Linked DNA regions of Homo sapiens: regions 1, 2, 3, 5, 6 and 7 are each linked to region 4. Evidence: chromatin contacts called from ENCODE Hi-C or POLR2A ChIA-PET data. All regions are on one chromosome and are shown on one strand. Each heading gives the region's core, a stretch centred on a gene start or an enhancer-like site at or near the end of the contact. The rest is flanking DNA. Distances are from core to core; before and after follow the strand shown. Region 1 holds the start of SYNE3 (spectrin repeat containing nuclear envelope family member 3). Region 2 overlaps TCL6 (T cell leukemia/lymphoma 6). Region 3 holds the start of LINC02292 (long intergenic non-protein coding RNA 2292). Region 4 overlaps ASB2 (ankyrin repeat and SOCS box containing 2). Region 5 overlaps SYNE3 (spectrin repeat containing nuclear envelope family member 3). Region 6 overlaps CLMN (calmin). Region 7 holds the start of SNHG10 (small nucleolar RNA host gene 10).

Region 1 (3,268 bases), core at 769-3,268, 1.6 Mb after region 4:
CACGGGGAAGGACGCTGAAGCTCTGAAAGGTGAAGCAACTTTCCCAAGGCTACACAGCCAGGAACGGGCTAAGGCAGGACTGGACTCAGGCAATCCAACTTGACTGCCCCATTCCTAACAGCTGGACAATGCGGGAAGCCTAGCTGCCCAGTGGGTTCCCAAAGGCTCCAGGGTGCTTTTGACGTTGAGCTGGGCCTGCCCAGTCTTGCCTCCCGGGGCCGCCAAGCCAGGGCCCCCCGGCAGCCCGCTCCAGGCTGCATCACAAGGCAAAGGGGCTGCCCAGGCATGGCCAGGTCCATGGCTGCTGGAGAGCATGCAAAGCACCCGAGCAGGAGCCTTGTTCCCATGGAGACAGACAGAAAGGACTCCAACTCACTCTGAAGTGTACCTGCAGGGAGCCAGGTGCCAGACTGTACCTGGAGGCAGAAACCTGAGCCTGGATTCTCACCACTTCCCTCTGTGCCACCAACACATCCTCAGGCCTTCTTCTCAGGACCCCCAGCAAGACACGAGTTCCAGAAATAAGACATCCCAGCCCACTTCCCGCTCAGCCACCCCCAGAGGGGCCTCTCTGGTTGAAAACAACGCCTGGGGCCAGCAGGCTTGGCACAGCTGTGGCTGTCAGCCTGCCGAGCACCGTCCGGCCTGAGGAATGTGCAGACCCACATGTGCTGGAGCATCCCGCTGGGGCACAGTGACAGGAAACTGAGCAAAACAGCTCGTTGGCACTGATATGCCCCTCCCACCTCCCAGCTCCTGACTCCTATGGGCTGTTGGCTGCCCTGGAAGTGCAGGCGGCAAGCCCAGGCCCTTCAAGAGAGCCAGGCAGTGTGGCTCTGGGCAAATCACTCCCCCTCTCTGGGCCTGTTTCTGCTTCTCTTGGTGGATGAAGGACGCTGTCCTGCCAAGCTCAGAATGGCAGTGATTTTATGACATGCTCTCCTTTCTGGGAGGACGGTCCATTCTCCTCATGCCCTCATTCATGTGGGATGGGGCATGCCCCCAAGACACATCAAGCTATCCCACTAGCAGCCCTTGGCTGTAGAAAGCCCCCCCACCCAGTGCAGGGATAAGGGTGACCCTTCAGAGTTGAAAGGGGTGACCAGGAACCTGGGAGAGTCCCAGGAAAGCCCAGGGTTGGAGCTTCAGGGCCAAAGTGGTTAACTGAAAATATTCATTATCACCCCGCCCAGGCTGGAGGCCCCTGGCTTCCAGTTTTGAAGCAGAGGTCAGCTGGGCGGTGTAGGACACTGCTCCCGGGTTGACCAATGGGCCACATCAATGGGTCTGCTGTTTGGGGTCAAGATCCCAAGACCCCAGGGGAAGTCAACATCCATCTGAGGCTCTCTCAGGCCCTGCAAGCCATCTCTGGCCTCACTGCCCTCCCCTTTAGAAATGTGGGAATGAGGCTCAGAGAGGTTGAGCTGCTTGCCAAGTTTGCATAGCCAAAAGGCGTCTGAACGAAACTGAGCATTCGGGGTTGGACTTCCCCTCTTCGCCGCCTGCTCTGCTCTCCCAGGCACTACTGAGCGCGCTCGCGGTCGCCAGGAGCGGATTGGGCCCCCGCCGCGCGCAAGCCTTGGTGACAGGTCAGCCCGCCCCTAGGGGAGGCAGAGGGAAGCCCCGAGGAGGCACCCGGCCCGCTGGGGCGCGCTGCCCGGGGCTTTAGGGCTTTTTCTTGTGGGCCGGCCGAAGCTCCCCGGGGTTGAAAGGAAAGGCTCGGGAATTTCGCAGCCAGCACAGAACGGTTGGATTTAAACTAAAAATACCCGCCCGCCCGCAGCTGTCACGCCGGGGCCCCCGCCCCCGCGCCGGGCGCGCCTCCCCAGGTCCCCCAGACTTTCGGCGCCCCCGATTCCCGGGGCTGTGTCAGAGCTGGGCCAGGGGCTGAGGACCCCACCCGCCCGGCCCCCGGCCCCCGGCCCCCGGCCCCAGGCCTGGCCTCCCGGCCCCGTGCCACTTACCCTCCCGGAGCGTGGAGGAGCGCGGCGCCGCGGGTAGCTGGGGCCGAGCCTCCTTCCCTCCTCCCTGCGTCCCGGGCGGCTCCGGGGCGGGGCAGGGCTGGGGCGGGCCCGGACACCGCGAGTACCCCCGCCCCCGCCGGGACCCGCCCGGTGGCCCCGCGGGAGAGGCCGCGCCCCTCTCCGCACGCGCTCAGCGGAGGCCCCGGGTGCGCAACCCCAGCCCGGCGGACATCCTGCGTGGCCCCGGGGACCAGGGCCGAAGAAAAGCCTCACCGCTCCCTGTCGCGGACCCGGGGCGGGGGTTAAGGGGGGGGTCCTGTCCACGCTTGCCTGGAAAGCAGCCCGGAGCCCTGGCCCCTGTCTGTCTCCCCGACACACACACAGCCACCCACCCTCTTCTCATCCTAGGGGATGGCGCGGAGCTGCCTCTCCGGGAAAGTTGGATCTGTGCGCCCAGACATGGAAAAGGGATTAGGACACCGGCAGATCTTGCCCTCACAGAGCGGAGGTGGGGGCCTTGGAAGGGGCACACCGCCCGTAGGCGCGAAATCCAAGAAGAAAATGACACTCATCAGCCAGCCTCGCGCGGGGAGAAAGGGCGGGGTGGGGGGTAGTGGCACCCTGCCCGTCCTCTCCCACCCCCACAGTCCGGGCCCACAGTCCAGGAGTCACAAGGGATGTGAATCCCCAGGCATAATGTGAACCCCCAACAAACCCAAGGCCTCAGAATGCGCCTCACCTCTCCCTCCCCACCAGCAGAAACATCCTCCCACTCTCCCAACCCCTGCTCCAGCCACGCCAACCCTTTAACCTTGTCCCAGAATGTCTAAACTGTATCTGCCTCTGTGCCTGTGCACATGAAGTTGCCTTGGCCCGGCGTTTGCTCCACAGCCTTCTGCCAAACTCCTACTGCTTGATGGCTGGAAGCCTTCGCACCCTGGCGCTCTCCTCCCAGGTCAGCAGTCACTGGCCTTCCTGTGCATCCAGCCCAGCTTTGAACAGTCCTGGGCCCCAACCCTTATCTTTTTCCGAGTAATTACATGGTTGCATGATTGGCTTCACCGCCTCTGGATCAGATGAGCGCTACTAATGAAGGATACAAGTTGTAAAACTAGGTTTTATGTGAACTCCAGTCATCACAGTTTAGGTGCGGCTAGCGATTTTACAGATGCGGGGTTAGTAACTGGCCCAAATCCAGGGCTTCCGGGATGCTGTTTTCCTTTTTTGTTTCTTAGCAGGGATGGCAGATGTTTGTAGAACAGATCCGTGTAAAAGTCAGTATCCTAAGAGATTAAATTGTAAAG
Region 2 (3,489 bases), core at 110-2,609, 1.7 Mb after region 4:
AAAAAGAGAACAGTGCCGCAGCCACAGGCAAGGTGGGTTAGAAAACCTGTCTGCTGGCAGATTATTGTCTGTAACTTGCCTCCTTAGTTCTTCCAACACTCTCTCCTTCCCCCTCCTCCCCTCCCATGGTCCAACCCTGAGGGTTCCAGCAGCAGCTGGGAGGTCTCCGATGTTATCTCAGAGCTCCCAATCTGCTGACATTTGAAAATCTTCTGGCTATAACTTGCTCACTTAGCGGCTGCTGCTCTGCAGCCCTGAGCCCTCCTAAAGGAGACCCTACACAGAAGAGTACAATGTAAACAGCCGTCGCCAGAGTCCCCCCAGCCAGAGATAGCCCTTGGGTACATTTTGCAATATTTTGTTTTGTTTGCTCTCAGACCGGACTTGCCCCCCTTTTTAGCACAGCCCAATTCTACTACGTATACTCCCTCCTTGTTCTTTTTGTTTGGCATTATATCCTAAGCATTTCCCTGCATCATCCAAGCTCTGTGGGATGTCATTTTTAACACCCACACAGCGTCCTCTGGTGTGGTTGTATGACAAGTCACTTAACTATTCCACACCCAAAGCCTCCCCTTTTCCAAACTCTTCCCTGGGACCTCCTGAAGGTAACAGCAAGATCTGAGCAGCGCTGGATGGATCCTGCTCTCAGTCCCCTGTCTGGGAACAACGCTGAGCCTTAACAGGGATGTCAGCTTCCTAGGGCTGCTGTAACAAATCCCACAAACTGAGTGCCTTCAAACATTGTCTGGTAGTTCTGGAGGTCAAAGGTGCAGAACGAGTTTCACTGGGCTGAAACCAAGGTAGGGCTGTGCTCTCTCCTGAGGCTTTAGGGGAGAATCTGCTTCCTGAACTTTTCTAGCTTGGAGAGCTGCATTCCTTGGCCCTTCGTCCCCCTTGCTTCTCTTCCAAGCCAGTAGTGTAGCATCCTCAGATCTCCCTCTGCTTTCGTCTTCACGTTGCCTTTCCTTTTCTGCAGTCAGATGTCCCTCTGTCCCTCTTATAAGGACATTTGTGATGACATTTAGGGCCTATGTGGGCGATCCAGGATCATCTGTAGATCTAGAACTTAAACTTTTTTTTTTTTTTTTTTTTTTTTAGATGTGGTCTCACTCTGTCACCCAGGCTGGAGTGCAGTAGCACCATTTCGGTTCACTGCAACTTCTGCCTCCTGGGTTCAAGCGATTCTCCTGTCTCAGCCTCCCAAGTGGCTGGGATTACAGGTGTGCACCACCATCTCCAGCTAACTTTTTTGTATTTTTAGTAGAGACAGGGTTTTGCCATGTAGGCCAGGCTGGTCTCGAACTGTTGACCTCAGGTGATCTGCCTTGGCCTCCCAAAGCGTTGGGATTACAGGCGTAAGCCACCGCGTCCGGCCACATTATTCTTATTTGCAAAACAAATACTTATCTGGCATCAAACAGATACTTTGCATCCGGCAAAAACAGGTGGAGGTGACTGAAGGCGAATGTGGGAGGTCATGGTGGGTTAATGATCGCCAGCGCTGTCCGGTGAAATCAACCACCTGTGACAAAGGTGGTTTTTCACTTTTACTGAACAAGCATGCTATTCTACAGTAAACTCCTTAACAAATGTAGCTTTTCAAGGTCCTTAGGACTATTACCTTTCAATATTATTGGGAAGTTCTTTGCTCTTCTTAGCAGACTGCGAAACTCAACTTTGTGATGACAAGATACAGAATAAATGCATATTAACTGAAATTCTAGGCTCACACCTATGTGAGCTTTTCTCTCTCTAACAAGATGTCAGGGCCGGTTCAGGGAGTTCATCTCCAGCCACCTGTGCTAATCATCGCCCATCCTTTCCAAGTATCTAATGACACTCCCAACCAAGGTCTCTATAATTTCCAGCCAAAAATGAGTTACAACATATGGAACATCTAATTTTCTGTTTCCATTCTAGTTATTTTATTCTTATGAGCTTGTGGGCTCCATCTACCAACCTCTGGGCAAATGCTCATCTGACTTCCATAGACACACAGCAAGCAGACAACCACACAAAGAGGAAGAGGGAGAATATTTACCAGCCATGGAACATCTGCTCTGTGCTTATATCTCATATGCATTATCTCTAATTATCAAAAGAAGGTATTATTATTATTATTGTTCCGCATTCACAGATGACAAACTGAAGATCAGATTGGTTAAATACTTGTCCAACATTAACTTAGCATTTGGGCATCATAGTTGGAATTAAAACTTGGGTCTGCTCATCTCCAAAAACACCCTAAGCCTTACCACACTCATGGGACACAGCTGCAGCTGCAGGTTCTGAAAGGAAAACTAAAACTTCAGAACCCAGTTCACTATGCCAAAAAGGCAAAAAAAAAAAAAAAAAAAAAAAGCCAAAAGCTGAGTCATGCAAGAAGCTGACTTTCCTTTTGCTCCTAAGTAGATAGCTACAGATAAAAGGTTAAATAGCTCCACAGGTAGCTACTGTATGTTCACCTTATCTTACGTAAACTGCTGATTTATTGAGCATGAGACAAATACGTAATTGACTATCCCCTACCTACTCCGTTTCCTTTGCAACATGTGGATTCAGTCATGTGACCATACACTGCCTTTCTCCTCTCCAGCCTACTTTTCCACTTTAAATATCAAAGCCCTCAAAATCATCTTTGGAGAAAGGCACAGACTAGCGACTGTTTCTGTGATTTCGTGTCTTTTTACTTCCAGACATGTCCTTAACCTTGGCACAACAAATCTCTAAATCGATTGAGACCTGTCTCAGATACTTCTTGGTTTACAAGATGGAGGCTGAAATTAAAGAGAAAGATCCTCACTCAACTCACAGAGGAGCAGAATGGGAAGAGGACTTAGTGAGAATTCCCTGAACACAGGAGAAAACCGAAGCCCAGAGAGTGGATGGCCAAGTCCAAGGTCACACAGCCAAGTGCATCCGAGCAGCGCAGGATCCAGGTTTCCTGCCCCAGTGCTCTTTCTGCAGCCCATGCCACCTGTTTTCATGCTATCTCAGTTCACCTTCCAGCTACACACCTGCAATCAGAAACAGAAAGTCTGAGAGTGTGTGTGGAGCCAAAGAGGGGACAGCAGTGGTGAGGCCAGTTTCATGTCTTGTGATTTATTTTCTCCCTTTCTTTTTGGACTTTAATCTTAAGTGGACAGCAATTTGGAACAGTGTCAGCACCTTGTTGGATTGTGCTGTTTGGGAGAGGTGACACAGAGTATTTTAAAAGAGCAGGTTAAGAACTTTTCACAAGGAATCAATTGAGAGAAAATAAAATAGAAACAGACTGTCCCACATTTGGGCTGAGCACCAAACACATTTTTTTTTTTTTTTTTGAGACTGAGTCTTGCTCTGTCACTCAGGCTGGAATGCAGTGGCGCGATCTCGGCTCACTGCAGCCTTCACCTCCCGGGTTCAAGTGATTCTTCTGCCTCAGCCTCCCAAGTAGCTGGGATTACAGGTGCCCACCACCATGCCAGGCTAATTTTTGTATTTTTA
Region 3 (3,654 bases), core at 254-2,753, 1.4 Mb after region 4:
AATTTCACTGGCGGTCTACACTCACCAGAAGTGTACAAATATCAGCTGGACGTGGTGGCTTATGCCTGTTAACCCCAGCACTTTGGGAGGCCGAGGTGGGTGGATCATTTGAGGTCAGGAGTTTGAGACCAGCCTGGCCAACATGGCGAAAACCTGTCTTCTATTAAAAATACAAAAATTAGTTGGGCATCATGATGCAGGCCTGTAATCCCAGGCCTGAGGCAGGAGGCTGAGGCAGGAGGATCGTTTGAACCTGGGAGGTTGAGGTTGTAGTGAGCCGAGATCACGCCACTGTACTCTAGCCTGGGTGACAGAGCGTGACTCCGTCTTGAAAAAAGAAAAAAAAAAGTGTACAAATATATTCCTTGAAAGATGTGTTCAGGAGTATTCATGGCAGTGTTATTCTCCATAGCCAACACAGCCCAAAGATCCATCAGGAGGAGGATGGGTAAATAATGGAATACGATTTATCAAGAGGAAAAGGAGAGAACAACACGGATGAGTCTCACAACTCTAACATGGGGTGAAAGCAGCCAGATACAAAATAATGCACAATGCAGAGTCCAGTTGAAAAAACGCTACAAAAATAACACAATCTGTGATGAGAAAAGTCAGGATAGTGGTTAGCCTGGGAGGGAGGTGGGAAATGGAAGGAGCGTAAGGAGTGCCTCTGGGGTGCCGGTCATGCTTTGTTTCTCATATGGGTCTGGTCGTACAAGCGTGTTATTCTCTAGGGGGTAGTTTGCCAATTGTACATTTTCTGGCTGGATGTTCAATAAGGTGTTAAAAAAAAAAAAAGTGCTGTCCTATCTCCTTCCAAATGACTTTCCTACACACACCTTCGAAATTCCTCCACCGGGAATTTACTGCTTTCTCTTAGTCTTCTTCTGGTTATTCAGATCCAGCTCAGCCCTCCCCTCCTCGGGGAGCCCTTCCTCTGTTGCATCAGTTAGTCTTGGCTGTGGGGCGATCATACCTACAAGCAAAGCACAGTGACTCAAAGCAGTCTCATTAATTAGCTCATGATTCTAAGGCTGGCAATTTGGGCAGTTCTTATGCTGCTGGGGAGGATAATGTGGACCAGTTTTGAGAAAGCAAGACACGAAGAAAGAGAATCCTGGTTCAGTGCCCATCTGGAAAGCTTCATTCATGCTGATCTGATTTAGTGCGTCGTTAAATTGTGTTTTATAAATGCATAAACACAGAATTGATAAGATTTGTTCTATAATCCCCGCTGAACACACATGTCAGTTACTGGGCTGGGAGCTGGGGACAGATTGATGGATAAGATTAATGCAGGAGGTGGGTATGGGTTCATTTGTTCCTTTTTTTATTCCTTTATTTGTTCATTCATTTCACCAGCCAACTTTAATGGAGGACCTAGCAAGTGCCAGGCAGCATTCTGAGCCCTGGAATCCGGTGATGAACATGACAGACAAGATTCCTGCCCCCAAGGAGCTGCACCTTAATAAGTCCCGCAATGAAGGAGACAGAACATAAACAGAGGAAAATACACAAGATGCCAGCTTGTGAGAAGTGCTAGCAAAAAAAGACACAAGTATGTCCAGAGAGTCTGAGGTGTATACAGGTATACAGAGTTCAATTCTTCTGGGGCAGATGGCAGGAAAACGTTCTAAAAATAAGTACCATGTTTTTAGTAGAAGCCATGTCAGAGGCTTGATGTGCATTTTTTCTAACTTGTACAACAAACCATGAGGTAAACAACATTTTCCTACTTTGTAGATGGGGAAACTGATGTTGAGAGAAGTTGAGTCACTTGTCCAAGGTCACACAGCAGGGTGAGGGTGGCCTCACACTGGTGTGTCCCAAAGGGCATCTGGTGTCCAGTGTTGTTCTCTTGGTAGAGGTGATGAGGCCTAATGAAGCCAAGAAAGATAAGTGGATGTTTTCCTGGTGGGCAATGGTCAAGGGAAGTGAAGGGAGCCCGGTGAGCAAAGCTGCTGTGTGTGAAACTGCCTGGTGTGGTCCAGGAGCTCAGTGTAGCCTGGGCCAAGCATATGAGCTGGGAGGGAAGGGTGGAGGGCCGGATCCAGAGGGAGAGTGGGTTCTTGGTTATGGAGCCACGGCAGGTGCGAGGCTGGGGAGGGACACTGGTAGGCTCCCGTTGAAACTCAGCCATCTAGAGCCCATTTTCCCGTAGGCCTCCAGCTCCTCAGCTGCAGGAAGGAGGCTGTATGGAGTTCAGAGCACAGGCTCTTCAATCGGACGGCACAGCCTGGATACGTGGTGGGCTTAGCAATTTGCTCTTGTGAGATACAATGCGATTTCTCAGTAAATTCTGCATCTCAGCTTTGGCTTCATCTGTGTCTGAGTCTCCATCTCATGCAGCTAGCTTATCATAGATCAGTACATTCACAGCATTTATTCGATCCTTTACAAAAACAACAGCCCGGGTTCAAATCCCAGCTCCACCACTTCCTCCCTGTGAGGCCCTGGGGAAGTAACATATCCACTCGGTACCTCTTGTAAAATGGAGGTGGCAGTGACTTTTATTTTTTATTTATTTATTTTTAGACAGAGTTTCACTCTGTCACTCAGGCTGGAGTGCAGTGGTATGATCTCAGCTCACTGCAACCTCCACCTCCCGAGTTCAAGTGATTCTCATGACTCAGCCTCCTGAGTAGCTGGGATCACAGGCATGTGCTACCACACCTGGCTAATTGTTTGTATTTTTAGTGGCAACGGGGTTTCGCCATGTTGGCTAGGCTGGTCTCGAACTCCTGTCCTTAAGCAATCTTCTTGCCTTGGCCTCCCAAAGTGCTGGGATTGCAGGCATGAGTCACCACGCCCAGATAGCAGTGATTTTTCAATGAAGTAATATACACGTGATGTGGAGAACTTTTCTGGCACAGAGTAGGCACGCAGCAGGGACCACGTGCTATCCTTGGGGGCATCTGACCAGTCCCTACAGGCCAGTGTCACTCCCAGGCAAGTGCAACTGTTTACTGAAGGCAGCATCGCTAGCGAAGGCAGGACCTGGAGAGGGCAGGATCCCCGGTGAAGTCAGGTCCTGAGTTTTCCAGTGAACTCAGTGCCTTCCATTCAGTGGGCGGCCGCTGGCCCAGATGGAGCCGGGGGTGGATTCTTGAGCTTGGTTCACCAAGAGAGGAGGGTACTGCACAATCTCGGGAGCCAACCACATTTTTTTTTTTTTTGTACAGCTCATTTCACCAATGAAAAGGCACTGGCAACATCTCCTATGCAGATTAGCCGCAGCCTCCGGTGCCGATTTAGCAAAGCCATGATTGACCAGATCCGAGGCTCGCTGCCCTGTGGAGCTGCTTCCTAATTATGTTACTTCAAGCACCCATCCCCAGGGTGCAGGTTAAAGTTAACCAGCACACTAATGTACATCAAGCAGTGTAGGCGGAGGCGCAGTTCTGAAGACAGTCACCAATACGCGGCAAATACCTATTGTGAGATCCATCACCTGCTGGATGGGCCTGCTCCCTCTACCACTCCCCTCCCACCTGCGCCTGGGTTGGGGAACTGGCCCCTTGCTAACTAGTCTAATCCCCTTCAGTTGGTCACAAGCCCTGTGGAGGTGGGAAGGAGACAGGACTGGGAAGGCAGTGAGGGAGGGCACGATGTGACTTCAGGGACAGCAGGAGCCTGAGTCTGGAGTTTGGGCTG
Region 4 (3,226 bases), core at 284-2,783:
CTGTCCCTGTGACTTTGGACAAGCCCCATCCCCGCTCTGTGCCTCAGTTTCCTTATTTGCAAAATGGAGAAGTGGGACCAGGACCAGACTGGGGATGTCCACACTGTTTCTGTAGCTGTGGAGAGATTCAGTGTCCAACAGATCCCAGAGCCAAGGCCCCTCCTCAGCCCTGACAGCTGCTGGGTTCAGTGTCCTTTGCATTAGTGCCTGGTCCTGAGAAGGAGAGACAGCCGGCAGGTGGAGGCAGCCTGGGGCCAGGCTCACCTCAGCTGTCTCCAGCCCTGTCGTCTTGATGAGGCCCTGGGCTTCCACCTCCCAGGATCCTTGGGTCACGGCCACCCTCATACTTAGTGCATGTGTGGCCTCCAGTTACCTGCCATTGTTAGAATGTTTTTAGCAGGATAATAAAGCACTGGGAAAAAGCCCACTGCACCATCTAAACGAGGACCTGTCTCTGCATAGTAATGGCAGCAGCAATGGTGGCCGGGATGTTGAGGTTGATGGAGGTGGAGGGAGCTGGTGATGATGACAGTTTCTAACAACTGTGCAGGGCAAATGTTCACAAAGTCATGCCGAGCCTCTCCTCATTTCCATTCTCCTGCCACCATTGATGGAAGCAGCGGGTGTGCTGTTCCCATTTTGCAGATGAGGAAACAGACAGACTGAGTTCCATTCAACAAAGAGTTCCCAGCTCTGGCTCAGTCCCAGGCCCACTCTGGGTGGTGATGCAGCTCATTAAAATTTATCTTTTTGTGGATCCTGAGGATATTTGGAAGTCAGCAGAGAGGGAGACAAGGCCACACACAGCCACAGAGTCACAGAGGACGGGCTGAGATCGGGGCAGAAGGGCTCATTCTGGGAGCACTGAGATCCGAGTGCATCCACTGGCTTTGGGGCTGGCAACTGGGCAAGGCGACCGCTCAGAGTTACTGAGTCGTGAGTCTCAGGGCTGGCTGGGGAGCCAGGGCCCCTGGCTGGGTTTCGTGCTCTCGCCAATCAAGGCTGGAGGCCCCATTTCCCCTCGGGCCCCAAGCAGGGGAATTCCCAACAGAGCAAACCTCCTGGGCTGAGTCATCACAGGCGAGAGGAGCCTGGCCTCGGCAGGATGTGGGTGTAGGTCATGCCCTGGAAGAGCCCCAGGTAGGGCCTCTGTCCTTTGTGTGTCACTGGGCAGGTTCTGGGGTGGAGAATGTGTCACCGTCACCTGACCCTGGAGTCCAGCTTGTCATGAATTCAGGCACGGTCAGCCTCAGTGAGAGCAGAGAATGGGCTGGCAGGACAGTGCTCCTAGCCTCTCGGTGAGTCAATGGATGGCTGCTCTGTCTGAGTTAGTAAGAAGCCCAGGTCAGCCCCAGGGAGGCAGTGATTGGGCTGGGCCTGGCTGAATGCAGGGGGCAGGTAGGCACCTTAATAGAGGAGGGAGCTAACAAAATCGATTCCGCCCCACGCCCGCCAACATGTCACCAGTCCACCCCACACCCGCCACTGTGCCATGAGTCTACCCCACGCCCACCCCATGCCACGAGTCCACCCCACGCCCACCACTGTGCCGTGAGACACATGTGACTCATTGAGCACTTGTTATAACAGGCACATTGCACCAAGCATCTCATTTAATTCCCCAGTCCACTTGGTGAAGGAGATGTAATTGGCTTCCTTTGCAAATGAGAGAACTGAGGCTCAAAGAGGCTTGCTTCCTCTAGTCTGCTTGATGAACTCCTATTCATCCTGCAAAGCCTACTTCCTTGACTAAGTGAATTGACCTTTTCCAGGGTCCCTCTGTAACTGAGGAAGCTGTGCTCTCCCTGCTGTGTCATCAGGTAGTTCTGGGCCTTCACCCTCATTAGACTGTGATCTTAGGGAGAGCAGGACCCAGCCCTGATTCACAACCTGGCATATCATAAGTGCAGAGTAAGTGTGGGTGGCTTGATTTGAATTGTTTGAAGCTGTGCACACAACAGCCTCAGCCAGTTCCTGCTTCATGTTTTCCTCCTTTGTCTTCTCAGAAATGTATCTTAAATGAAATGCAGAGGTTTAAAGATTAGGAAGACCCAGCCTCCTGGACTCACTCTGGCTGGTCCATTCATGGAAACCTTGGGCTCTGCACTTCATGGGTTCATGGACCCCACTTCTCCATGGAACAGGAAGCTAGGTCTGTCCCTTTGGGGTCCCTTAGGGGACCAAAGCTTGGCAAATGATCCTCATTTGATCCTCATCAAATTCTGTGCCTTACGTTGAGGTGAGACAGAAGCAAATTGGGAAATGGTTTTTAACAGAATTCTGTTTTCTTTGGGATACTGATCTTTCATTTCTAAGATCCAGAAGACTCAGTGGACTCCATTTTGGTCACAATATAATAATGATCAATTGCATTGCTAGAGCTTTTTATTGGTTTCAAAGGTATTTATTTGTTTAAAAACATTTATTAGGTAGCTACAATGATCCAGGCTCTAAGCTGGGCACTGGAGATAAATAAATAAATAAATAAATAAATAAATAAATAAACAGTATCAGCTCAGCTCTCTGTCCCCTAGGAGGTCACAGTCTAGTTGGGAACACTCTCAGGAGGGTGTCCCAGGAAGACCCAAGAAGCTTGTCTGTGAAGCAGAGGCCATCATGAGATTGGTGCTGGAGCACTCAGACAGGGCCGGGGAGGTCAATACGAGCTGCAAGATGTGGGAAGGCTCCAACGCCCACCTCATCTTATTTGCTTTTCACAGGAATACTGCAAGGGGAGCACAGCATGTTTTTGTTGTTGCTGTTATAAAGATGAGGCCACTGGGGCTCAGATAGGGTTAGCCACCCACCTAAGGTTGCACAGCCAGTAAGTGTAGAGGAAGAATTTGAATCTCTAGACCTACTTCTCTTTCCACTCTGCTGCCTTTCCATCTATTCCTTTATTCACCCATTCACTCATTCACAGATAGCCATGTGGTGCCTGCCACAGGTCAGACACAGCGCTTCACTGGAGGCGTAGGTTAATGGCAGAAGCAGAGAAATAAATAAGAATTGTAAGTCAAGGTGAAGGCCACAGAGGAAACAGCCATGAGAGCAAGTAAGAGGTGAAAAACCAGCTGGCCCGGGAGAGTGGTCAGGGCAGGACTGGCTGAGGAGGTGATGCTTAATCTCAGACCTGAAGATGAGAAGGAGCTGCTATGTGGATTGCCTGGGGACAAGGGTGACATCCTATTGCTAAACTTGCTGTGAATTTATTTGGACAGATAAA
Region 5 (3,559 bases), core at 609-3,108, 1.5 Mb after region 4:
GCCTAGAGCACTGCTTCCTGTGTCACCACTCCCTGTAAGGCAGGACGAGGTAAGCCAGCCTCCCACAGCCATTGCACAGGCGCTGGTCACTCCCTGAACCCCTTGCAAGGAAGAATGGTCTGGGGGACACTGTCTATTGGCAGAGGTATACTCTTCCTGTAAAGGGTCAGGTAGAAAATGTTTTTAGCTGTCTCGGGCCACATACAGTCTCTGTTGCATAGTCTCCCTTGCTTTTACGACCCTTTGAAAATGTCAGACCCTTTCTTAGCTCACTGGCTAGACAAAAACACACCACGAGGGCACTTGGCCTATAGGCTGTCGTGAGCCATCCCCTATCTCAGGTGGTCCAAGGCTACAACCAGCAACTGCAGAAAGCCCAGCAGGCAGCAAAGCTAGCTGGCTAAGTGACCCCACCGGCACATGTCTGGGAAAGAGTCAGCCATGAGGCCAGAAGGACCTAGAATTGGTCCCAGTGGTCAAGTCCCCATGACTCACTAGCTGTGTGGCATCTGGCTGGTCACTTAACCTCTCTGGGTGTCCATATTCTCATCTGGAAAATGGGGATAACACCTAGATTTAATTAATTTAAAAACCCATCCAGGTGCAGTGGCTCATGCCTGTAATCCCAGCAGTTTGGGAGGCTGATACGGGAGGATCACTTGAGCTCAGGACCAGCCCAAGCAGCATAGTGAGACCTCGTCTCTACCAAAAAAAAAAAAAAAAAAAAAAAAAAAATTAGCCAGGTGGAAGGATCACTTGAGTCCGGAAGGTCCAGGCGGCATTGAGCTATGATGGTACCACTGCACCCTAGCCTGGGTGACAGAGAGAGATTCTGTCTCTAAAATAAATAAATAAATAAAAATTTAAAAAAATTGCCCAGAACCTGGAGCACACACCATGCTTGGAAATAGTTCCTTTTTACCAAACGCACAGGTGTTGGGTGGAGGGCTTTCCATCCTTGGGAACCTGCATCCAGACAGCAGCTGTCTCACCAGCTCAAGGTTGGGGGAGCATAGGAACTGGGTTACCAGCTGATAGACTAATGAATCAGTGCACTAAGTGGCTGCTGAGTGCAGGTGCTGAGGATGTAGAGACAGACCAAGTGTGGCTCTGGCCTGGTGAGGCTCCATGTCCAGTGCAGTGGGGGTGGAGGGCGGGGATGGACGCACAGTAAGGCAGCTACAGTGAGGCCAGCATGAGTTTTGAGACAGGAGGACAGGGGCCACGGGACCTCAAAGGAGTGGTTGTCACCTGGCTTGAGGAAGGTGGCTGGGAGGCACTGCCTGCTGAGGGCACCAGAGCTGGCAAGGGTTAGGCATTGGAAGGGGCGGGTAGGAGACAGCTCCAGGCCAGGGTGTGTGGAGGAGGGAAGCACTCTGCACTCAAAGGTGGGCTGAGACTGGGGTCACTGCAGAAATGGCAGACGCACACGGCCAAGGACAATGAGAAAAGGTTGCAGGAGTGAGCAGAGCCAGCATGCCTCTCTGGCACGGGAGAAGTTTCGTCTCTGGACTGGTTGAATGGAGATAGGATTAAAAAATAAATAAATAAATAAATAAAAAAGAACTGTGCAGTTTCCAAACAGTATTGCAAAAGAAATGTGCTCAGGGGTAAAAAGAAGCAAAAAAAAGTATTTTCTGTTTCCAAGCCCTGTCTGGGGACATCCCTGGGGTGTGGCTGCAGGCAGCGGGAGAGTAGGGCTCTAGGCGTGTCTCTGAGCTGTCCCCACTGAGTCAGTGAGAGGGCTGGCCATGAGAGTGCTGACCCTTTCTGGGTCATGCTGGCGCTGGTGTATGGAGGAGACAGAAAGGAAACAGCCTTGGGTTTGGGTTTCAGCGTCCATGTGGTTATCACAAATGACAGCGGAAGAGAAGTGATTTTTTTTTCATGATGGAAACCCCCGAGCTGGGGCAGATGATGTGGCAGGCTTGAGACCGAGCCCATGCTCAGAACACAGAACCTGGGTCAAAAGCTATGGGCCTGGAAGACCAGCCAGTCCCCCAGAGGTGGATAAGGTCTGTGGGCATGGCTGGAGACACAGCCTCCCCAGGAATGGACAGTAAGGATGCACTTTGGGAGAGGACAGGAATCTTCCAGAATCTGAGCTCCAGGCTTTAGCCATCTTCTCAAAATGGGACACCTTAATTTGAGTCATAAAGAAAGCTCAGAGTGCTTTGAAGAAGCTGAAATATCATAAGGAAGAGTGTGGTTGACTCAGGGATACTGGAAAACGTGATGCAAACTGAAAAAAAAAAGGCCAGCCATGGAAGAGAAGGTGCTAACACTCATGAAATAAGGACAGGCCCACACCACGTGAGGCCCTTGTCCAAAAGCCACCCCGTTTGGGCCTCCTGGCATCCCGGTCTGAAAGGCAGCCCCAGCCCATCTCAGCAGCAGCAGAAGGGGAGTAGCGGGGCTGCCTCTCAGCTGAGCTCTGTGGCCCATTAGCTGGCGGCCTGGGCAGAGCCTCCTCCCCACCCCCGACCCCAGGCACAGCAGCGGCATCTACCTCTTAGAATGCTGCGGGGCTGACTGGGGCAGGTGTGGGAGCACCTGGTCAGTAATAGGTGCGTGGGGCACAGGAGCGGCTGTTACCTTCCACAACCCTAGATAAGAATGCGCAGACTGCAGTCACTGGCCCAGGACATGGAGGCACTTGCAGTAGTGCTGACATTTAAACCTTGTTCTATTGGATTCTGAAGCCCGAGATTCTCACTAGACCATATTGACTCCAAAATAAAGTTGAACTTCACCTACCGTGGGGCATCCAATAGAACTGCCCCTGGGAGGAAAGCAAGCCCGTGTGAGTCAAGGTCCAATCAGCAGAGTAAAGCCCCTCCGAGTCCAGCTATGAACCAGGAGGGTGTAATGAGGAGGAGGAGCTGAGAAGCTGCGAGGAGACAAAAGGAAGCCCAGAGATCAACCCCTACGCTAGAGAGACAAGGCGGGGAGGCAATGTTAGATGTTCCTAGACCCATGTTGGGGGCCGCTGAGCAGCAGGAACTAGAGCCCCAAAGGAGATACATCTGCTGCAGGAGACACCACCCAGGGCGGAGAGGCTGTCAGAGAAACCCCCAGCCGACTACTTACCTCTGGTCCTGCCAGAAGCCAGTATAGGGGAGCCGGGACAATGCAGCCCGCAGGGGGTCAGCTCTCCTGTGACCCAGGGCAGAGCAGAGGACGGGGAGAAATAGATGTGTGGGCCCCCAGGCCAGGGCTGCCCCTGTGGTCCATCGGGTAACTGTGAATGTCCATCTGGACACCAGCTCCCTTTGCCCGATTCCAGGCCTGAAAGCAATTGGCCGAGATGCAATTTGGTCTCTGGGGGACCAGGCTTGCAGGAAGGAAAGGATACTGGCACCTGGCACTGAAAAAACGCCCGAGGCAGATCGCCTGCTGGGTCAGCACGTGGATTGCCAACTGAGGCTGAGGGCCCTGTGTCCTGGGGTCGCTGGGTCCAGACCTCTCTCCCTCCCTTCCCCTTCCCCGGCTCTCCAAAGCTCAGGGTGCTGGGTGGGGCCCCTACTTGGCTTTGCAATGCCACTGGTGAGGGGCTGAT
Region 6 (3,329 bases), core at 348-2,847, 1.3 Mb after region 4:
TATTTATTTATTTATTTATTTATTTATTTATTTATTTGAGACAGGGTCTCACTCTGTCACCCAGGCTGGACTGCAGTGGCACCATCTCAGCTCACACTGCAGCCCTGACCTCCTGGGTTCCAGCGATCCTCCCACCTTAGCCTCCTGAGTAGCTGGAACTACAGGCATGCATCAATATGCCTGGCTAATTTTTGTAATTTTTGTACAGCTAGGATTTCACTATGTTGCCCAGGCTGGAACTCCTGGGCTCAAGCAATCTGCCTGCCTTGGCCTCCCAAAGTGCTGAGATTATAGGCATGAGCCACTGTGCCGGACCCCTGCATCTTATTTTAATAAATCCTCAGCCAGCCTTGTGACCTCGGAGTGCCAGAACTGGATTCGAGGCCCCACTTAGCAGCTGTACAACCCTGGGTTAGTCCCGTAAAACATTCAGTCTTTAAGCTCAGGGAGAATCACAAATCCACCATGCTCAGTACAGAGGGCTCAATAAATGGCTAGTGTGTTTACAAGACCACAGAGGCGCGCAGAAGCTAAGGTTACACTACTAGAAAATGAAGGAGGAAAGACTCACATCCAGGCCTCCCAGGGTCCATGCCCTTCACAGGAAAGCCCCCACTTCTATGAGCATGTTTAGAATAAACACAGTGTGATGGTTACTTTTATGTGTCAACGTGACCAGGCAATGGCACCCAGAGATGTGGTCAAACATTATTCTAGATGTTTCTGTGAAGTCGTTTTTTAGGTAAGATTAACATCTAAATCACACTTTGAAGGCTGGGCGCAGTGGCTCACACCTATAATCCCAGCTCTTTGGGAGGGCAAGGCAGGAGGATCACTTGAATCCAGGAGTTTGAGACCAGCCTGGGCAACATGGATCTACCAAAACACCGTCAGATCTCATGATAACTCTCCATCTCTACCAAAAAAAAAAAAAAAAATTAGCCAGGTGTGGTTGCAGTGGCTCATGTCTATAATCCTAGCACTTTGAGAGGCCAAGGCAGGAGGACTGTTTGAGCCCATGAGTTTGAGACCACCACATGCCAAAACCCTGTCTCTACAAAAAAAATACAAAAATTAGCCAGGCATGGTGGTGCATGCCTGTAGTCCCAGCTGCTCTGGGAGGGTGAGGCTGAGAGGGTCTCAGCCTGGGAGGCAGAGGTTGCAGTGAGCCGAGACTGTGCCACAGCACTGCAGCCTGGGTGAAAGAGTGAGACTCTGAATCAAAAAAAAAAAAATCCCCAGCTGACTTTGAGAAAAGCAGACGGCCCTCCATCAAATGTGGGTGGGCTCCATCTAATCAGTTAAAGCCTTAACACAAAGCGTGACCTCCTCTGAGCAAGAAGGAATTCTGCCAGCAGGTGCCTTCAGACTTAAACTGCAACTTTTCCTTGCGTCTCCAGCCTGCTGACCTACCTTACTGACTTTGATCTCGCCAAACTCCACAATTGCATAAACCAATTCCCTAAAATAAGTGTCTTTCTCTGTATGTAGACTCATCCTCTTGGCTGTTTCTCTGGAGACCCCTGACTAATATGCATAGGTATGACTCCTGGCACAGTGCGTGCTACAAAGAGGAGAAGGCACTACCTGTGAATCAGACCATCTGTGAGTATTTGCAATTGCCCAACCATATCAATTTCTCACTTTCACTTCCTGGTGAGTCATATTCCGAGCAGCTGGCTAGGATCAGAAGAAACAAGGCATTCTTTTCATGCTCAGACAGAGCCCTGTTGAACGTTTACCTTCCTGAAGAAGGCAGAAAGAGGAAGGGCCTCCTAGTGACATTCTCCAGCCTTGAGGAAGAAGAAAATTCTGATTTAATGAGCTTGAGTTTGAATGTAATCAGATTTTCTCTATAGCAACAGCTCCACAACACAATCCTCTTGGCAGCTGCAACAACCAGCCATCTCCTGATGAAACCAGACATCTCACACACGGGCCACTGGAGAAGCCACCGTCGAGGCACAAGATGCCAGAGGATGGGACCACCCCACCTGGTCATCAGCTTTAGATTTGAGTGGGAGTAAGCAGGTAGTGCCACAGTCCTTTGATTTGGGAATTTACAAATGCGTATCTAAAAGTATGCTTCCCCTGAATTGAAAGTCTTTCCTCTAAGATCTGGAACGAGACAAGGATGTCCACTGTCATTACTTTTATTCAGCATAGTACTGGAAGTCCTAGCTAGAGCAATTAGGCAAAAGAAAGAAACGAAGGGCATCCAAATGGAAAACGAAGTCAAGTTATCCTTGTCTTTAAATATAAAACAACATAATCTTGCATTTAGAAAAACCTAAAGACTCCACCAAAAAATGTTAGAACTGATAAATTCAGTAAAGTTGTAGAATACAAAACCAACATACAAAAATCAGTAGCATTTATATGACGAAAGCAAACAATCTGAAAAAGAAATCAAGAAAGCAATCCCATTTACAATAGCTATAAAAATATAAAATACCTAGGTATAGATTTTGCCAAGTGAAAGATGGCTACAAGGAAAACTATAAAACACTGATGAAAGAAACTGAAGAAGACAAAACAATGGAAAGATATTCCATGTTCATGGATTGGAAGAATTAATATATTAAAATGTCAAGATCACCCAAAGTGATTTACAGACTCAGTGCAATCCCTATCAAAATACCAATGACTTTCTTCATGGAAATATAAAAAAATTCTAAAATTTCTAAAAATTCACAAAAGACCCTGAATAGCCAACGCACTCTTAAGCAAAAAGAACACAGTTGGAGGCATCACACTATCTGACTTCAAAATACAGTACAAAGCCAAGTAACCAAAACAGCATGGTAACTGGCATAAAAAAAGACACAAAGACCAATGAAACAGAATAGAGAACCCAGAAATAAATCATGAATTTACAGCCAACTTATTTTTGACAAAGGGGCCAAAATGGGGAAAGGGCAGTCTCTTTAATAAGTGGTGCTGGGAAAATTGCATAACCATATGCCAAAGAATAAAGCTAGACTCCTATTTCTGAGCATACAAAAATCAAATCAAAATGAACTAAAGACTTTAAGACCTAAAACTATGAACCCACTAAAAGAAAACATTGAGGAAATGCTCCAGGACATTGGTTTGGGCAAAGATTTTTTGAAAAAGACCTTAAAAGAACAGGGAACAAAAGAAAAAATAGACAATTGGGATCACATCAAGCTAAAAAGCTTCTTCACAGCAAAGGAAACAATCAACAAAGTGAAGAGACAACATACAGAATGGGAGAAAATATTTGCAAACCATCCATCTGATAAGGGATTAATAACAAGAATATGCAAAGAACTCAAACACCCCAACAGAAAAAGAAACCCCCAAGT
Region 7 (3,346 bases), core at 847-3,346, 1.6 Mb after region 4:
CCATTTTCTTTTAGAGAGCCTCTCTCTGTTCGTTATTTAAGTTGACAGCAACAAACAGTTTAGGTTTTTGGCAACAAATCACCAATATTTACTTAAAAACAAACAAAACACTTACAACACAGGTAGGAACAACAGGTTATTTTGGAAAGAGTTTAATATATTCTCTATTGTTAAGTGCACCAGATGCTGGACTTCTGAAACAACAATTATGCTTCTGCATAATAGCTTTTTCTACATATTTCTGTTCATGTTGCTTGTTCCTCTGATTTACCTGGAATCAATGAATCTGAAAAACAAAAAGATTCTTTAAGCACCTGGTAAATTTCAGGTCCCACATTAGAAAATGAGCAATCATCAATAATATTGATGGGGGTGAAAATATGACATTGAGACTTTCGGGTAATGTGCCGAGTTTACTTTCATAGTTTACTAGGCTCAGGTTTCATGCCGAAGGATTATTTGAAAGACTCACTCACTGACATGATTTTCTGATTTTAAATTCGAACACTCTCAAAGCATAAACAGATCACCTCCAGCAACATTGTAAAAAAATACTCAAAGTTTAAAAAAAAAAAAGTAACTTGTGGCAGTACTTAGTGTTCAACAGAAAACACTCCATCTGCTAAACAATATCTCGACTGCAAAGCTTCTCTTACTGTTGGCGGATAGATAATGACATAGCCCAGTCATTATCACCGTGGCAACAGTGACCAGAAACTATCAGAGGAAAATTGCACATGGAACAGCTGGCTCTCGAGCAGGCATGCCTCAGCTTCCTCTGGAGTATGCTTTTTCTGCAAGTCTGGTGTGCTCGAGGGTACCACCAACCCTGTGCGGCTCCAAGACTACAGATTATGTAGCAAGTCCACTGGTCCTGCTCTTCCGGATTTATTCTTCCCGCCAATAGGAGCACTTACCACGTTCCAAGCATCGTCCTAGGCACTGAGGATACAGCAGTGAATAAAACTGAGTGCTGGGTAGGAAGTCAATAACCAAGCTAGTAAATAACTGTATATTGTCAAGCACTGGTAAGTACAAGGGAGAGCAGAGCAAGCAATGGGCCTGATGAGGCTTGCTTTGTCTCCTCTGCACTCCCACACTGCTTTGTATCTGCTTCTCATTTCTCACGATGGGTCCAAGCTTTGGGCACCAGGTCTCCCTGGACATTCCGCGCTGGCACTGCGCCTAGCACCCAGCGGCTGCTCAGGAAACGTTTGTCGAACGAACGAATTCACTTCTTAGTTCCCCATTCAACAAACCTTTCCTGATCCTAGGCCCAACAGGTTAAAAGGCTGGAGGGCCAACGAGGCTGGAAACTCAGAGGCGGCCGGGGGCGGTGGCTCACGCCTGTAATCCCAGCACTTTAAGAGGCCGAGGCAGGAGGATCCCTTGAAGCCAGGAGTTCGAGACCAGCCTGGGCAAAAAAGTGAGACATCGACCCCCCGCCCCCGCCGCCAATTCCGTCTCTACAAAAAGGAAGAAAAAAAAAAAAAACCCAGAGGAAATCACACAGGCAAAAGCGCTTTACAAATTTTAAAAATGAAAACTGTTCTAGAGAAATAATCGCGCGCCGGAGGCGGAAGCCCCAGAGCCTCAGCTCCCACGTGGCGGCGGAGCCAGGGAAAGTCCAGGAGCCAAGGCTACGGCCCGAGCGCTGGAACCCCGGTCAGGCTCCGGCTCCCCGCCACGACGAACTGCATGCGGCCGCGGCGCTCCGGAGGCGCCCGGGGACGCTCACCTAAGCTGGGAGAGGCGGATACCCGCCCGGCCTAGCCCCGCTACCTCCCAAGAGACCAACACGACAAGCGCGCGCCCACCGCATTGCCATGGCAATTCAACCGCCGCTGACACCGGAACCGGAAACTTCATCAGGAGGTGACCCCTTCCCGGCGTTCCGCGGAACGGGCGAGTCCCGCGCCTCTCCCAGTTGTCTCGGCGTAGTCCAGCTGGCCTCATTGGCTCACAGGAGGAAAGTCGTCTTCCCTCTTGTTTTGCCTCTCGTTGCCCTGCAAGCGTGACCCTGATGGACATCCAGTCTCTCCAATTAACTAACAAAGCGGTTGCCGACGACCAATAGTAAGGCAGTAGGATGAGGCTCCGGCATAAGGCCCACCTCCTACCTGCCGGGCGGGACGAGCAACATGATTGGTGGAATCGAGTAATTACTGATCAGTATTGTCCAATCACGGAGGGCAGTTTAGAGCCGGCCCAATGAGGGCCTCCAGGGGGCGGGTCGGACTGCCGCGGGCCGGGGAGCGCTCTGGGTGGCCAGCTGTGGGCCCGGGCCGTCGTGGGCTCCGGCTTGCGTGCGGAGATGAGCGGGTCCCTCGGCCGAGCTGCGGCGGCTCTGCTCCGCTGGGGGCGCGGCGCGGGCGGCGGTGGCCTTTGGGGTCCGGGCGTGCGGGCGGCGGGCTCGGGCGCGGGCGGCGGCGGCTCGGCGGAGCAGTTGGACGCGCTGGTGAAGAAGGACAAGGTGGTGGTCTTCCTCAAGGGGACGCCGGAGCAGCCCCAGTGCGGCTTCAGCAACGCCGTGGTGCAGATCCTGCGGCTGCACGGCGTCCGCGATTACGCGGCCTACAACGTGCTGGACGACCCGGAGCTCCGACAAGGTCAGGCCAGTGTGCCGGGCAGGCGCCCTCCGCCCCGGGCCCAGGAGCATCGCTGCACGAGGCCGAGGGGTTCCGCCGCGCCGGGCTGGGGAGCGGGGCTCCATCCGCCGGGGTCTGTCTGAAGGTTCGAGCCGGGTTAGGGCGAGGAGTACTGCCCTGGAGTAGAGTCTGGGCTGAGGGTGTAGTTGATTTCACTGGGTCTTGAGGATCTGGGGCTCTGTACTGTTGCCAACTTGAGCAGTAGGTAAAGTCCTAAAGGTTCACTTATCCTCACTTCGAGCTAATATAGGCGTTTCGGGGCGATTTGTCAATGACTGACTCGGAGGAGGGTGGCCCGCTGCCTGACTGCTCTGCACGGTTAGGAAACTCATAGTAAGGACCCACTGTGAGATAGGTACTTTCGCGGACACTTTGGGGAGGTTGGAAGCCATTGGCCTACTCGTGGGTAAGGTCTAGGGCTGTCGATGGTGGGGAGAGGGCTGAGGTTGCCCTTGAGGCTAGTGAGGTCGGAGGCTGATCTCGCTTGGCTCACGGCTCAGGGTGTCAAGCATCATCCTCTGTGGTTGCTACAAGCAAAGGGTTGGGACAGCTGTCGGCTGACCTTAGTCGGGATCTATGTTGTCGGGGAAGAGTCATGACATTTGGCTTTAGATACTCAAGCACAGGGCTGAATTTATGTGGGCCAGGGCTTGGAGAGGTTTGTGGGGAAAAGAAGCAGCCCTGGCTCCTGGGCCCTG

What was found. Hi-C counts contacts between places; a loop is a spot of excess contacts on that map. ChIA-PET counts read pairs that join two places held with the same protein, here RNA polymerase II (POLR2A). Pooled maps may share reads with other maps.
Region 1: a pooled map shows a loop between it and region 4 (8-fold over the local background). The contact joins the promoter of SYNE3 here to the enhancer-like site in region 4. A Hi-C loop is called at or near these places in 1 of 168 maps with a recorded cell type or tissue (CD8-positive, alpha-beta T cell), 12 of 37 single-sample maps with no recorded cell type and 14 of 50 pooled maps.
Region 2: a map of OCI-LY7 shows a loop between it and region 4 (7-fold over the local background). The contact joins two enhancer-like sites. A Hi-C loop is called at or near these places in 1 of 168 maps with a recorded cell type or tissue (OCI-LY7), 16 of 37 single-sample maps with no recorded cell type and 6 of 50 pooled maps.
Region 3: a pooled map shows a loop between it and region 4 (7-fold over the local background). The contact joins the promoter of LINC02292 here to the enhancer-like site in region 4. A Hi-C loop is called at or near these places in 1 of 168 maps with a recorded cell type or tissue (CD14-positive monocyte), 4 of 37 single-sample maps with no recorded cell type and 5 of 50 pooled maps.
Region 5: a loop to region 4 is called in a pooled map, with 4 times the contacts of the local background. The contact joins two enhancer-like sites. A Hi-C loop is called at or near these places in 4 of 37 single-sample maps with no recorded cell type and 2 of 50 pooled maps. POLR2A ChIA-PET finds 5 or more read pairs at or near these places in 1 of 52 experiments (activated CD4-positive, alpha-beta T cell).
Region 6: a loop to region 4 is called in a pooled map, with 11 times the contacts of the local background. The contact joins two enhancer-like sites. A Hi-C loop is called at or near these places in 6 of 37 single-sample maps with no recorded cell type and 10 of 50 pooled maps. POLR2A ChIA-PET finds 5 or more read pairs at or near these places in 1 of 52 experiments (activated CD4-positive, alpha-beta T cell).
Region 7: a pooled map shows a loop between it and region 4 (5-fold over the local background). The contact joins the promoter of SNHG10 here to the enhancer-like site in region 4. A Hi-C loop is called at or near these places in 1 of 168 maps with a recorded cell type or tissue (CD8-positive, alpha-beta T cell) and 9 of 50 pooled maps. POLR2A ChIA-PET finds 5 or more read pairs at or near these places in 1 of 52 experiments (activated CD4-positive, alpha-beta T cell).

What each region holds. Positions count from the first base shown.
Region 1 is chr14:95,514,632-95,517,899 of GRCh38, forward strand. SYNE3 (spectrin repeat containing nuclear envelope family member 3) reads right to left here and starts at 2,019. Exons shown (of 18, transcript NM_152592.6): 1 at 1,965-2,019. It overlaps SYNE3-AS1 (SYNE3 antisense RNA 1), which reads left to right and starts at 1,489. Exons shown (of 2, transcript NR_188030.1): 1 at 1,489-1,589; 2 at 2,373-3,268. RefSeq lists silencers at 1,421-1,715, 1,465-2,274.
Region 2 is chr14:95,660,557-95,664,045 of GRCh38, forward strand. It overlaps TCL6 (T cell leukemia/lymphoma 6), which reads left to right. Exons shown (of 8, transcript NR_028288.2): 4 at 1,924-2,108. Among named protein-coding and RNA genes, the nearest start is that of TCL6, 10 kb to the left of the region's middle. RefSeq lists an enhancer at 2,715-2,794. Within about 2 kb of position 1,360, at least 6 of the 41 ENCODE cell types and tissues checked have a DNase peak (open chromatin) inside an H3K27ac peak, as active enhancers do; they include OCI-LY7, where a contact is called at or near this core.
Region 3 is chr14:95,328,081-95,331,734 of GRCh38, forward strand. LINC02292 (long intergenic non-protein coding RNA 2292) reads left to right here and starts at 1,504. Exons shown (of 3, transcript NR_110127.1): 1 at 1,504-1,588. LOC105370637 (a long non-coding RNA gene) reads right to left here and starts at 792. Exons shown (of 2, transcript XR_944171.3): 1 at 1-792.
Region 4 is chr14:93,958,483-93,961,708 of GRCh38, forward strand. All of the region lies in intron 2 of ASB2 (ankyrin repeat and SOCS box containing 2), which reads right to left. Among named protein-coding and RNA genes, the nearest start is that of MIR4506, 12 kb to the left of the region's middle. RefSeq lists an enhancer at 583-1,782. Within about 2 kb of position 1,534, at least 8 of the 41 ENCODE cell types and tissues checked have a DNase peak (open chromatin) inside an H3K27ac peak, as active enhancers do; they include CD14-positive monocyte, CD8-positive, alpha-beta T cell and OCI-LY7, where a contact is called at or near this core.
Region 5 is chr14:95,478,518-95,482,076 of GRCh38, forward strand. All of the region lies in intron 1 of SYNE3 (spectrin repeat containing nuclear envelope family member 3), which reads right to left. Among named protein-coding and RNA genes, the nearest start is that of SYNE3-AS1, 36 kb to the right of the region's middle. RefSeq lists an enhancer at 1,713-2,112. Within about 2 kb of position 1,859, at least 11 of the 41 ENCODE cell types and tissues checked have a DNase peak (open chromatin) inside an H3K27ac peak, as active enhancers do.
Region 6 is chr14:95,264,019-95,267,347 of GRCh38, forward strand. The region is part of intron 1 of CLMN (calmin); the gene reads right to left. Among named protein-coding and RNA genes, the nearest start is that of CLMN, 54 kb to the right of the region's middle. RefSeq lists enhancers at 1,159-2,358, 1,589-1,638, 1,879-1,928 and a silencer at 1,379-1,438. Within about 2 kb of position 1,598, at least 22 of the 41 ENCODE cell types and tissues checked have a DNase peak (open chromatin) inside an H3K27ac peak, as active enhancers do.
Region 7 is chr14:95,532,776-95,536,121 of GRCh38, forward strand. It overlaps SNHG10 (small nucleolar RNA host gene 10), which reads right to left and starts at 2,097. Exons shown (of 1, transcript NR_003138.3): 1 at 137-2,097. It overlaps GLRX5 (glutaredoxin 5), which reads left to right and starts at 2,275. Exons shown (of 2, transcript NM_016417.3): 1 at 2,275-2,609. The coding sequence starts at 2,315. It also overlaps SCARNA13. RefSeq lists enhancers at 705-1,494, 1,495-2,284, 1,548-2,007 and silencers at 2,148-2,437, 2,648-2,707.